2 separate regions of the Homo sapiens genome follow, and region 1 is linked to region 2. A link is an interaction called in ENCODE POLR2A ChIA-PET data of the cell type or tissue named here. Cell type or tissue: K562. All regions are shown on one strand. Each heading gives the region's core, and the rest is flanking DNA. Links, peaks and the distances in the headings are about the cores only. Region 1 overlaps DRC1 (dynein regulatory complex subunit 1). Region 2 overlaps SELENOI (selenoprotein I).

Region 1 (5,383 bases), core at 214-5,213, 55 kb after region 2:
AGGTCCCAATTATACTTTTGGCCATTAGAGACATGATTGCTGGCTGAGTCCACAGACTTGGCAGACCCTCTGTAAGTAGGACTTTGCCTCCCCTGTGTCCTCACTCTAAGTGGGTGGGAGCATGCTTTGGGTCTCTGGGTGTCAATGGTAACTCAGACCCTGTTCTAATCCTAAACATTTCTGGGTATCCTCTTTCCTTATTGTGCAGCCCTCCTGAGTAGATGACCCTAGGCCCCTTTGGGGAAGAACTGGGGGAATCATTACAATATATATTTGCCGTTGTGTTCCAGATCCTTCCTTGTGGGGACCCTGCTGCCTCTTCAGTCAATAGATTCTGGCTCTGAACACTGGCTTAGGTTCAGGAATTGGGCAAGGGAGCATGAATCTTTACCAGCGTGCACCCTTAGCCTATTTATCCTTTGCTGCTTTCTTTGGTGAGCACCTATGAGTTGTATTCTTGTTGGCTGCCCTTTCGTTTTGCACCAAATGATGCCATATTTTGTAAGCCATCTTTAAAACTCTCTGTGGATCAAGCCCTTGTCTGCTACTCTGACCTTGGCAGTTGTGCTGGGGATTCTATGATAAACAAGGCAAATATAATCTCTGTTCTCAGGAAGCTTATATTCTAATGAGGGAGATGGGAAAAAATAAAGTGCAACTAAACAAGTAAACAAATAACATAATTATACATTTTGAAAAGAATCCTAACGGAAACAAGCAATGAGCAAATATGAAGAATAATAGATGTGGCACCTGAAGGTAGGTGGTCAGTGAGGGTGAGAAAGAGCTGTCAATGTAAAGAGTTGTACTGGGCATTCAATTATATTAAGGAACTTTTTGGCTATGATAATGGTATGGTGGTCTTGTTTTTTTTTTTTAAAGGCTATATCTTTTTTTTTTTTTTTTTTTTTTTTGAGGCCGAGTCTCACTCTGTCTATGCAGGCAGGAATGCAGTGGCGCAGTCTTGGCTTACTGCAATCTCCACCTCCCAGGTTCAAGTGATTCTCCTGGCTCAGCCTCCCGAGTAACTGGGATTACAGGCAGCTGCCACCACACCCAGCTAATTTTTTATTTTTAGGAGAGACGGGGTTTCACCATGTTGGCCAGGCTAGTCTCGAACTCCTGGCCTCAGGCAATCCACCTGCCTCAGCCTCCCAAAGTGCTGGGATTACAGGCGTGAGCCACTGCGCCCTGCCTCTATTCTTTATTAGTGGTTGGGGCCGCGCATTGTGCGTAAGTGAGCTGGGACCATTCTGTACCATTTCAATGTGCTCTCAAAACAAATGCATGCAGCTGAGTCTGTGCGAGCCTGGAAGCTCCCTGAATTAACTTCTCTGTTAATTAAAGGAAAAGAGATTAAAATATGTTATATTGAAGCTTACATATATATTATTAATAGCCAACAGTAATTGCAGCAATGGATCAGAACTTAGATTGACAAGAGCTTTTTCAGAAAGGAATATTTTACTACTGACATTGTTTCGAATTGCTGGCACATGTGATAATAAAAAGCAGTTGTATTGTTTTTACTTTACCTATAGGCAGTGCACCCACCCCTCGGTTGCCTGTGATACCCACTGCTGTTGCTGCCTGGGCCTTCTTATGTCATGAGGTGTAATGTTAAGGTGAAAGTTAACAGAATCAAATGTCATATAAAGAGTACAGCCGGGCGTGGTGGCTCACGCCTATAATCCTAGCAGTTTGGGAGGCTGAGGTGGGTGGATCACTTGAGGCCAGGAGTTCGAGACCAGCCTGGCCAACATAGTGAAACCCCTGTCTCTACTAAAAAGACAAAAAATTAGCCTGGCTTGGTGGCACACTCCTGTAATCCCAGCTACTCAGGAGACTGAGGCATGAGAATTGCTTGAACACCGGGAGGTGGAGGTTACAGTGAGCCAAGATCGAGCCACTGTACTCCAGCCTGGATGACAGAACGAGACTCCTTCTCAAAAAAACCAAAAAGAATAGGAATAATGTGCTAATGGCCCTGATACTCCCAATCTCTGGTGTCTTAGTTTAGGTTTGACATTTCTGGGAGATGTCACTTTCCTTTTTTTTTTTTTTTTTTTTTTGAGACAGGGTCTCACTCTGTCACCCGGGTTGGAATGCAGTGGTGTGACCTTGGCTCACTGCAACTTCCACCAGCTAGACTCAAGTGATCCCCCCCACCCCAGCCTCTCGAGTAGCTGGGACCACAGGTGCACACCACCATACCCCGCTAATTTTTTGTATTTTTGGTAGAGATGGGGTTTCACCATGTTGCCCAGACTGGTCTTGAACTCCAGAGCTCAAGTGATCCTGCCACCTTAGCCTCGAAAAGTGCTGGGATTATAGGTGTGAGCCACCACACCCAGCCGGGAGATGTCACTTCTGGGTAAAGATGCGAGATGGAACACATACATCTACCTTAGATCTCTATCATTTTAACTCCATTAAAATGATATTTAAGGGGATTAAGTAAAAAAGACGCAAATCCACAAAGTCAAGATCAGGAGGACTCAACAGCAATGAAATTGTGGATGCTGGGAAGCACAAGATAGATGGTAAATGGGTGAGCAGATTCAAGAAGATGGAAAAATAAGCTGATAGTGAAGAAAGCTGAGAACCCCCTTGATTTACTCTGCACTAAATCCCCAAAGACTAGGAGACTGATGGCATATCATATTCATCCGTGAGGATTTAAAAAATCCTATGGCCCTTCCAATGGAGTGACAGGACCTCTGTGGCCGAGAGACCTCAAAGTTCTTAGCCCTTAGCAGTGACAGGAGACTGGACATGTCCACTTCCTGCTACCCCCGTCCCTTTACTAATTATTATGAGGTCTTATCAAAGGCTGACCTGAAGATGACAAAAGGCCAGAAGACTCCTTGGCTTACTTCGTCCGACCACCCGGCACCCTCCTCCTCATGTTTATGGTTCCAACCTGACAACAACCCTGGACCACAGAGACCTCTTCCTGGACGACTGCCAACTTCAGGCCAGTTTGGACCGGTTCCCTGAGACTGCACAGATCCTGGACTTGTGCCCTAAGCATCACCTTTTTGCATTTATGACCCAATTGTAGTACATTTAAATGTTAAATCTCCACCCCAAAGTGAACATGAGTAGCATATTGTTGTATGTTCCGTGCACATGTAAGCCTAATGCACGTGCGTAATGAGTTTTCTCCGTAAATATTCACAACCTTCTCCTATATCCTGTAGAATATGCGTTTCCTACCTCCTCACCTAGCAGAAATATCTGCCTTATTTTCTCCCCTTCAAAGCCTGCTTCTCAGTCTCAGTTGAAAGCTTGCTTCCTGCCTGCAGGTTGTGTCCTTTAGAAATAAAGTTCTCTTTTGATTTTGTGGATTCTGACTCTTTTTCAGTTGACATCTAGAAGTGGAGGTGACAAAGGGAACCAAAATAAGGACAACCGATTGGAAAATTAATAGGTAGATGCCTAGAACCTTTCTCTCTCTTTGCACAGAAGATTGGAGGTTTGGAGAAAGTCAAGCGGAGGATCTAGGGCTTGGGGGATGCTAGACAGAGGCGAGGCAAGGATACTTCATGGAAAATAAGGGGATTCAGGGAAAATATGCACAGTGGATGCCAGGACCTTCCAGCTCTCCTCTCACCAGTTCCTGGAATGGTGGCACTTCAGCCTTCATATTCCAGGCAGGAGGCTGGAGAAGTTTCTCTGTGGAATCCGACCAGCCCCAAAAGAAGGATTTAAAGACACTAATGTTGGTCTGGGCACAGTGGCTCATGCCTGTAATCCAGCACTTTGGGAGGCCAAGAGGGGTGGATAACCTGAGGTCTGGAGTTTGAGACCAGCCTGGCCAACATGGTAAAACCCCGTCTCTACTAAAAATATGAAAATTAGCGGCGTGGTGGTGCATGCCTGTAATCCCAGCTACTTGGGAGGCTGAGGCACGAGAATTGCTTGAACCTGGGAGGCGGAGGTTGCAGTGAGCCGAGATCGTGCCACTACACTCCAGCCTGGGTGACAGAGGGAGACTCTGTCTCAAAAATAAAATAAAATAAAATAAAAATAATAAAGACACTAACATCGGGTTTGCTCACAAAGCAGCCCGATTAAATCAGCCCACGCTGACATGCACAGTTGTTAAGCCACACCCTTGTACTCACAGCTCCCGTCAGCTTTAAAAAAAATTTATTTTTATTATTTATTTATTTATTTTTTAAGCAACAGAGTCTCACTCCATTGCCCAGGCTGGAGTGCAGTGGTTTGATCATAGCTTAGTATAACCTTGAATCCTGGGCTCAAGCAGTCCTCCTGCCTCAGCCTCCTGAGTGTCTGGCACTACAGGTGCAGGCCACCATGCCCGGCTAATTTTTTTTTTTTTTTTAGAGATGGAGTCCTGCTATGTTGCCCAGGCTAGTCTTAAACTCCTGGGTCAAGTGGTCCTCCTGCCCTGGCCTCCCATAGTGCTGGGATTACAGGCATGAGCCACTGTGCTCAGCCCCATCAGCTTGTTTTTAATGTTTAAATTTTTATTTGTCACACTATTAAAATTTATTTTTTCTGCTTTATCCTGACACCATATTACAAGCTTCCAAATGGCTAGGGACTTAGATTGAAATGATACTAATTTGTCCTTATTTTCTCTAAATTCTTGGATTCTGTATAATCAGGTGTGTTTATGTACACATAACCAAAACAAACCATCCTTTATGTAGTTTTTTTTTAAAGGCAGCTGTTTCTTTAACAACAACTAGGTAGCTACTGTGAAGATGGTGACATGTAAAATTGGTAGTATTAGTATCCTTTTCCCAAGTTGTCATGGAAGTTACCATTATACTTATAGCTTTAGGTCTTTGGTACATCTCAGACAAGATAGGCAAGAATTTGGAGAACATTTTGAAAATAAGAGCAATAGACACATTCAGCAACAACTAGAATAATGGAACTCAAAGTTCTAAAATTACATGATATAAGTGAAAACAGCTTTAAAAGCTACCTCATAAGAGTTGTTTTATCATTAGCTTGATTTTTTCCACGTAAAACAGTGTTTATTTATTTTTAACCCATGTTTTAATTTTTTCATAGGCTTTTTAGTTCTTGTCATGAGTCAGTAACTGAGGATTTCTAGGCATCTGAGGAAAGTCTTTAACATGAATGGTAGATATGAAAATTAACAAAGAGAAAAAAGCACCTAAGAGGACATTAAGACTATATGTGGGGAGAAAAAAACAAGAATACCACAAAAAGATGATCATTCAGATCCTCAGAGAGAGTTTTGAAGTCTTTGGGGGAAAAAGAGGGAAAAAAAAGATCCTCAAAGAAAAAAGAGATGATATGGCAACCACGAAACAAGAATAGAATGCTACTAAAAGGAGTGTTCAGAGAAAAAAAATAGAGCTCTTAGAAATAAAAAAAT
Region 2 (5,383 bases), core at 276-5,275:
CAGAGAAAGACCCTGACTCAAAAAAAAAAAGTGTGTGTGTATAAATATATATATAGTTTCATGATGAACTGGTTTTTGATATTATGGTAATTAATTAACTTGGCTCTCAACAACAGCCTGATTATAGGAATCATGATAATTGTGAATTTATTAGTATTACAATTAGAGGTGGTAAAGAGAGATTGTGTTTGCATCTTAATGGTAATACTAAAGAACCAGAATCTGGCCTTTAACCTTACTAGTTCCTGAAAATTTCATAAAAAATTATTTTCATTCTTATCTTTTTTTAGAGACAGGGTCTTGCTTTGTCGCCCAGGCTGGAGTGCAGTGGTGCGATCATAGCTTACTGCAGCCTTGAATTCCTCAGGTGATCTTCCTCCCTTGGCCTCACAAAGTGCTGGGATTATAGGCAGGGGCCACCGTGCCTGGCCATCATACAGTTTGATTTTGTTTATTCAACAAGCATTTATTGAGGGTCTACTCAGTGTCAGGCATAGCATTTGGGCTGCAAAATTAAGCTAAGTTGAAATTCTTGTCTTCAAATAACTCAGTTTGGTGGCATGTGAACATGTAAATGAACAGTTATAAAAAGTTAATAAGTCCAGTTAGGCAAGTGCTGGCTGCTATGGAAGAGGAGAGGAGGCAGCTTCCAGGGAGTGGGAGCTAGAGTTGAGAAAGCCTTCAGGGGATGGAGGTGAAGGCAAAGCTCAGTCTAGAAAGATGAATATGTATATTTATATTATATAGAGAGAAGGAGAGAGAGAGAGATGCTGCTCCATTTATGATGGGTTTCTGTTCCTGATAGACCTATTGTAGTCAAAAATACATTTAATACACTTAACCTACTGAACATCATAGCTTAGCCTAGCCTACCTTAAATGTGCTCAGAACACTTAGATTAATTCGCCTGTACTTGAGCAAAATCATCTGGCAGTGCAGTAGAGAATTGGTTGTTCACTGTTTGTTTGTTTTTTTTTTTTTTTTTTTTTGAGACGGAGTCTCGTTTTGTTGCCCAGGCTGGAGTGCAGAGGTACAATCTCGGCTCACTGCCACCTCCACCTCCTGGGTTCAAGCAATTCTCGTGCCTCAGCCTCCCGAGTGTCTAGGATTACAGGCACGCACCACCACACCCGGCTAATTTTTGTATTTTTAGTAGAGACAGGTTTCGCCATGTTGGCCAGGGTGGTCTTGAACTTCGGACCTCAGGTGATCCGCCTGCCTTGGCCTCCCAAAGTGCTGGGATTACAGGCATGAGCCACTACACCTGGCCTGTTCACCCTTGTGATTGCATTACTGACTAGGAGCTGTGGCTCGCTGTGCTGCCCAGAATTTTGAGAGAATATCATAGCACTTTCTACCGAATGCGTGTTGCCTTTGCACCATCGTAAAGTTGAAAAATTACGAGTGAAACTGTCATAAATCAGACTGTACTACCAGGTTAAGAGGGGAGAAAGGCATTATGGAACAAGAGAGCAATGGAGTGTAAAGTGATGAAGGCCTCGGTATTTTCTGGGAACCACAAGAAGTTAGATAAGGTCTTTAGACATAATGGTGGAGTGGCAGGAGATGAGACTGGAGAGGGAGGTGGGGTGCTGTCAGAGGGGAATGATTTGATGTAAAGGACTTCTGGATTTGATCCTGTAGATCACTGTGTGGTTCAAGGACTGTTGGCATCAGAATCACTTCGGGAGGGTCTTTAGCAAATTCCTGGCTCTCTTTGGGAGATACAGATTGGATAGATTGCGGTTATTTCCATCTTTAACAAATACCTCAGGCCAGGTGCAGTGCCTTAGGCCTTAATTCCAGCACTTTGGGAGGCCAAAGCAAGTGGATTGCTTGAGCCCAGTAGTTTGAGACCAGCTGGGACAATATGGTGAAACCCAGTTTCACCAAAAATACAAAAATTAGCCGGGTGTTATGGCGCATACCTGTGTCCCAGCTACTCTGGAGGCTGAGGTGGGAGGATTGCTGAAGCCTGGGAAGTCAAGGCTGCAGTGAGCTGAGATCACGCCACTGCACTCTGGTCTAGGTGACAGAGTGAGACCCTGTCTCAGAGAAGAAAAAAAAGCCAAATATCTTAAGTGGTTCTTAGGCACATTATAGTGCTATAGGTTTTGGGGAGCCACTGTTTAAAATTGAAATCTAGACAGGATCACATTTCAATTTTAGGAAGCTCACTCTGGCAGCGTGTAGAAGATGGAGAGAGATAGAGGTGCTCTGGAGGCCTTTTAGGATGCTTCTGCATAAAACTAAGTTAAGAAATGTCAAAGGCCTGAACTAAGGGGTGGGGATAAAAAGGAAGGAGTGGGGATTCTAAAGATAGACGTCAAAACAGGTTGACCTGCACACTGAATTTAGCCAACAGTTATGTTTAATTTGGCCCACACTTGCTTTCTTTCAAAAATTAGTATCTCTAGCCGGGTGCGGTGGCTCACGCCTGTAATCTCAGTTACTTTGGGAGGCCGAGGCAGGTGGATCACGAGGTCAGGAGTTCGAGACCACCCTGGCCAAGATGGTGAAACCCTGTCTCTACTAAAAATACAAAAATTAGCTGGGCATGGTGGTGTGTGCCTGTAATCCCAACTACTTGGGAGGCTGAGGCAGGAGAATCGCTTGAATCTGGGAGGTGGAGGTTGCAGTGAGCCAAGATCGTGCCACTGCACTCCAGCATGGGAGACAGAGCGAGACTTCATCTCAATAATAATAAAAAAAATTAGTGTCTTTCTCATAAAAGTCCAGATTTCTGGATTCTCTTGAAAAAAAAAAAAAAAACCAGAATATTGGACTATACTGGCCCTGAACTTCCTCTTGACAAGAATCAGCTGATGCTGAATAGTGCTTGCCCTCTTTTTATTTGCTCTCTAATTTGCCACTTCTCTACCAATGCATATGCTTTATGCAGGAATGCTTTGTTCAGTTTACCTGCTAGATCCCTGTGATCCTTGATTTGAAGATACAAGATTGGCAGAACATGGTGACTGACTAGCTGGAGGTGGTGTAGAGGGCCACATAAAAGACGGGGAGGAGTCTAGGATGACTCAGGTTCTGGTAGGATGACTGGGTGGATAGAAGTGGTAGTCACTGAGGCAGGGTTTTATGAAACAGCATACTGTTTTATATATATAATTTTTTAAAAAAATACAATAGTGTTTTGCACAGGTCACTTCTCTTGGATGGGACCACATGAAAGTGTGGCTTATGGACTTGGAATTAAAACAAAGAAAACTTGTAAAGAAATCTCATTTGTGAATGAGTTGTCCTCTATTAGAGGACATTTCTGTAAAAATTTCAAAGATACGAACACTTTTCCTTTTAGAGCCTCAATAGAACATGAGAAATTCTTGATATTTTGATTTTCATTTATTATGACTACAAGCTGACTACAATACAATATGTTAATTATGGCATTGCCTGGATCCATTACAGTTAATTGAAGCATAACTTATCTTTAATTGTACCTTTGTCACCTTGACTAGATTTGGGGAACTGCCCTCTGTTCCCTGTAAGTACATTAATAAGGCTTGAAATGTATTCTAGTTGTCTTAGATAGTGATTTATATATGTCTGGCAGAAAGAATTATTTCTGCAGTTGGCAGAGACAAGAAGGATGGGTGGAAAACTGCAGAAGGGGAGAGATTTAGTGGTAAGAAGATGGCTACTACATTTTTAGGTGCTATTTGGAGGAAACATCTTGAATTGGATCTTTTACTGCCTTCTGAAATAACAGTTCACTGATGATGGCTTGTTTCTCTAACTGCTGTAGTGCTTAAATATTAAGAAATTCTTTGCTAAATAAGAGTTTGCCTACTGCATACGGGAAACTCGGGGAAAGGTGTGCCATTCAAAGACACCCGTGGGAACCAAGGCACAGAGACTGGAAAGACCCTGGTATGTTAGAAGCACAAGGAAGTGGCGGGTGTGTAAGTGACCAGGCCGAGCCTTGGGAGCTCAGTGAGGGAAAGCATTATCATCATAAATACTGAATAACAATAATAATGATAGCAAACATTTATATATTGTATACTCTGTGCCAGGCACTGCTTTAAGTGCTTTATGTGTATTATCTCATTTAATATTCACAACTGCCATCTGAGAAAGAGGTACTATTTTCCCTGTTTCACCGAGACACTGAAAATTTAAGTAATTTGCTCAGGGTCCCACAGCTCGTAAGTGGTGGAGCTGAGATTTGAACTCAGGCAATCAGTCTGGAGTCCATGTTCTTCCTGCTATTCTGCCTCTCAAAACTAAGAGTGAAATATAAACTCTGCCTTGTAGGTACTGGCTGTTTGTTTTTGTTTTTTTGTTTTGTTTTTGTTTTTTCGAGACTCTCGCTCTGTCGCCCAGGCTGGAGTGCAGTGGTGCGATCTCGGCTCACTGCAAGCTCCGCCTCCTGGGTTCACGCTATTCTCCTTCTTCAGCCTCCCGATTAGCTGGGACTACAGGCGGCCGCCACCACGCCCGGCTAATTTTTTGTTTTTTTTTTTTAGTAGAGACGGGGTTTCACCGTGTTAGCTAGGATGGTCTTGATCTCCTGACTTCATGATTCGCCCGCCTTGGCCTTCCAAAGTGCTGGGATTACAGATGTGAGCCACCGCGCCTGGCGGTACTGGCTGTTTTTGTGTAAGATATATAAACATTAGAATAAAGACCTTCAATGGCATGCTTAATTGGATGTGTATCTAATGTACGCAGATGGGGAAAATGTAGTGGAAAAAACCTGATTTTGTTTACTCTTTCCCTGGTTTAAAATTATTAGTAGGGGCAAGCGGGCCTGAATTTACTAGTCTTGCATTTAGTTGAGCATAAAGACCATTTCATTTATGATTAGCTCTATTTGAGATAAAAGGCTTTTGATTAAATAATTAGCTTTTGGACTAATATTACGTTAAAAAGTTTCCACATACCAGCTGTGTGATACTTAGCAGGTAACTTAATCTAACCAGGTTTCCTCATCTGTGAAATGGAGTAGTACCTACCCCATAGGATAATTCTGAAAACTGAATGAGTTAAAATTTATAAAGTGCCTGGCACATAGTGCTGTATAAGTGCTGAGTAAATAAATAAAACTTGACATTTGTGATTCCCTGCACAAATGAACATTGGCTAGCATATAATATATCCACACTTATACACATCCCTGGTGGTTATACCAAGAGAAACTATTTTCAGATAGGAAGTGAAGGGTGGCAACGTAATGGACAGCTGGAAAGAGTAATAAGGAGTCTGTCTAGCTTGGGTCCCCCAGATAGTCTTTGGCTTCAGATTTCTTCTGAAAAGAATAATTATATGTAATAGCACAGAGACAATAAATAATTTTTCTCAAATACTGCACCCTATTTAAGAGTCAGCAGTGGCTTCCATGTGTTTGATATCCAAATTCCTC

The links. ChIA-PET counts read pairs that join two places held together with the same protein. Peaks named below come from ENCODE experiments on the same cell type or tissue, not always from the same donor. Only the 100,000 strongest peaks of a DNase experiment are listed, where the experiment ranks them.
Region 1: POLR2A ChIA-PET joins it to region 2 with 5 read pairs; 11 of 35 experiments call an interaction of 5 or more read pairs at or near these places.

Annotation. Positions count from the first base shown.
Region 1 is chr2:26,404,764-26,410,146 of GRCh38, forward strand. The region is part of intron 1 of DRC1 (dynein regulatory complex subunit 1); the gene reads left to right. Among named protein-coding and RNA genes, the nearest start is that of DRC1, 5.5 kb to the left of the region's middle. In K562, for the core only: no CTCF peak of the experiment used is centred there; no DNase peak of the experiment used is centred there.
Region 2 is chr2:26,350,088-26,355,470 of GRCh38, forward strand. The region is part of intron 1 of SELENOI (selenoprotein I); the gene reads left to right. Among named protein-coding and RNA genes, the nearest start is that of ADGRF3, 6.0 kb to the left of the region's middle. In K562, for the core only: no CTCF peak of the experiment used is centred there; a DNase peak (open chromatin) is centred at 3,024.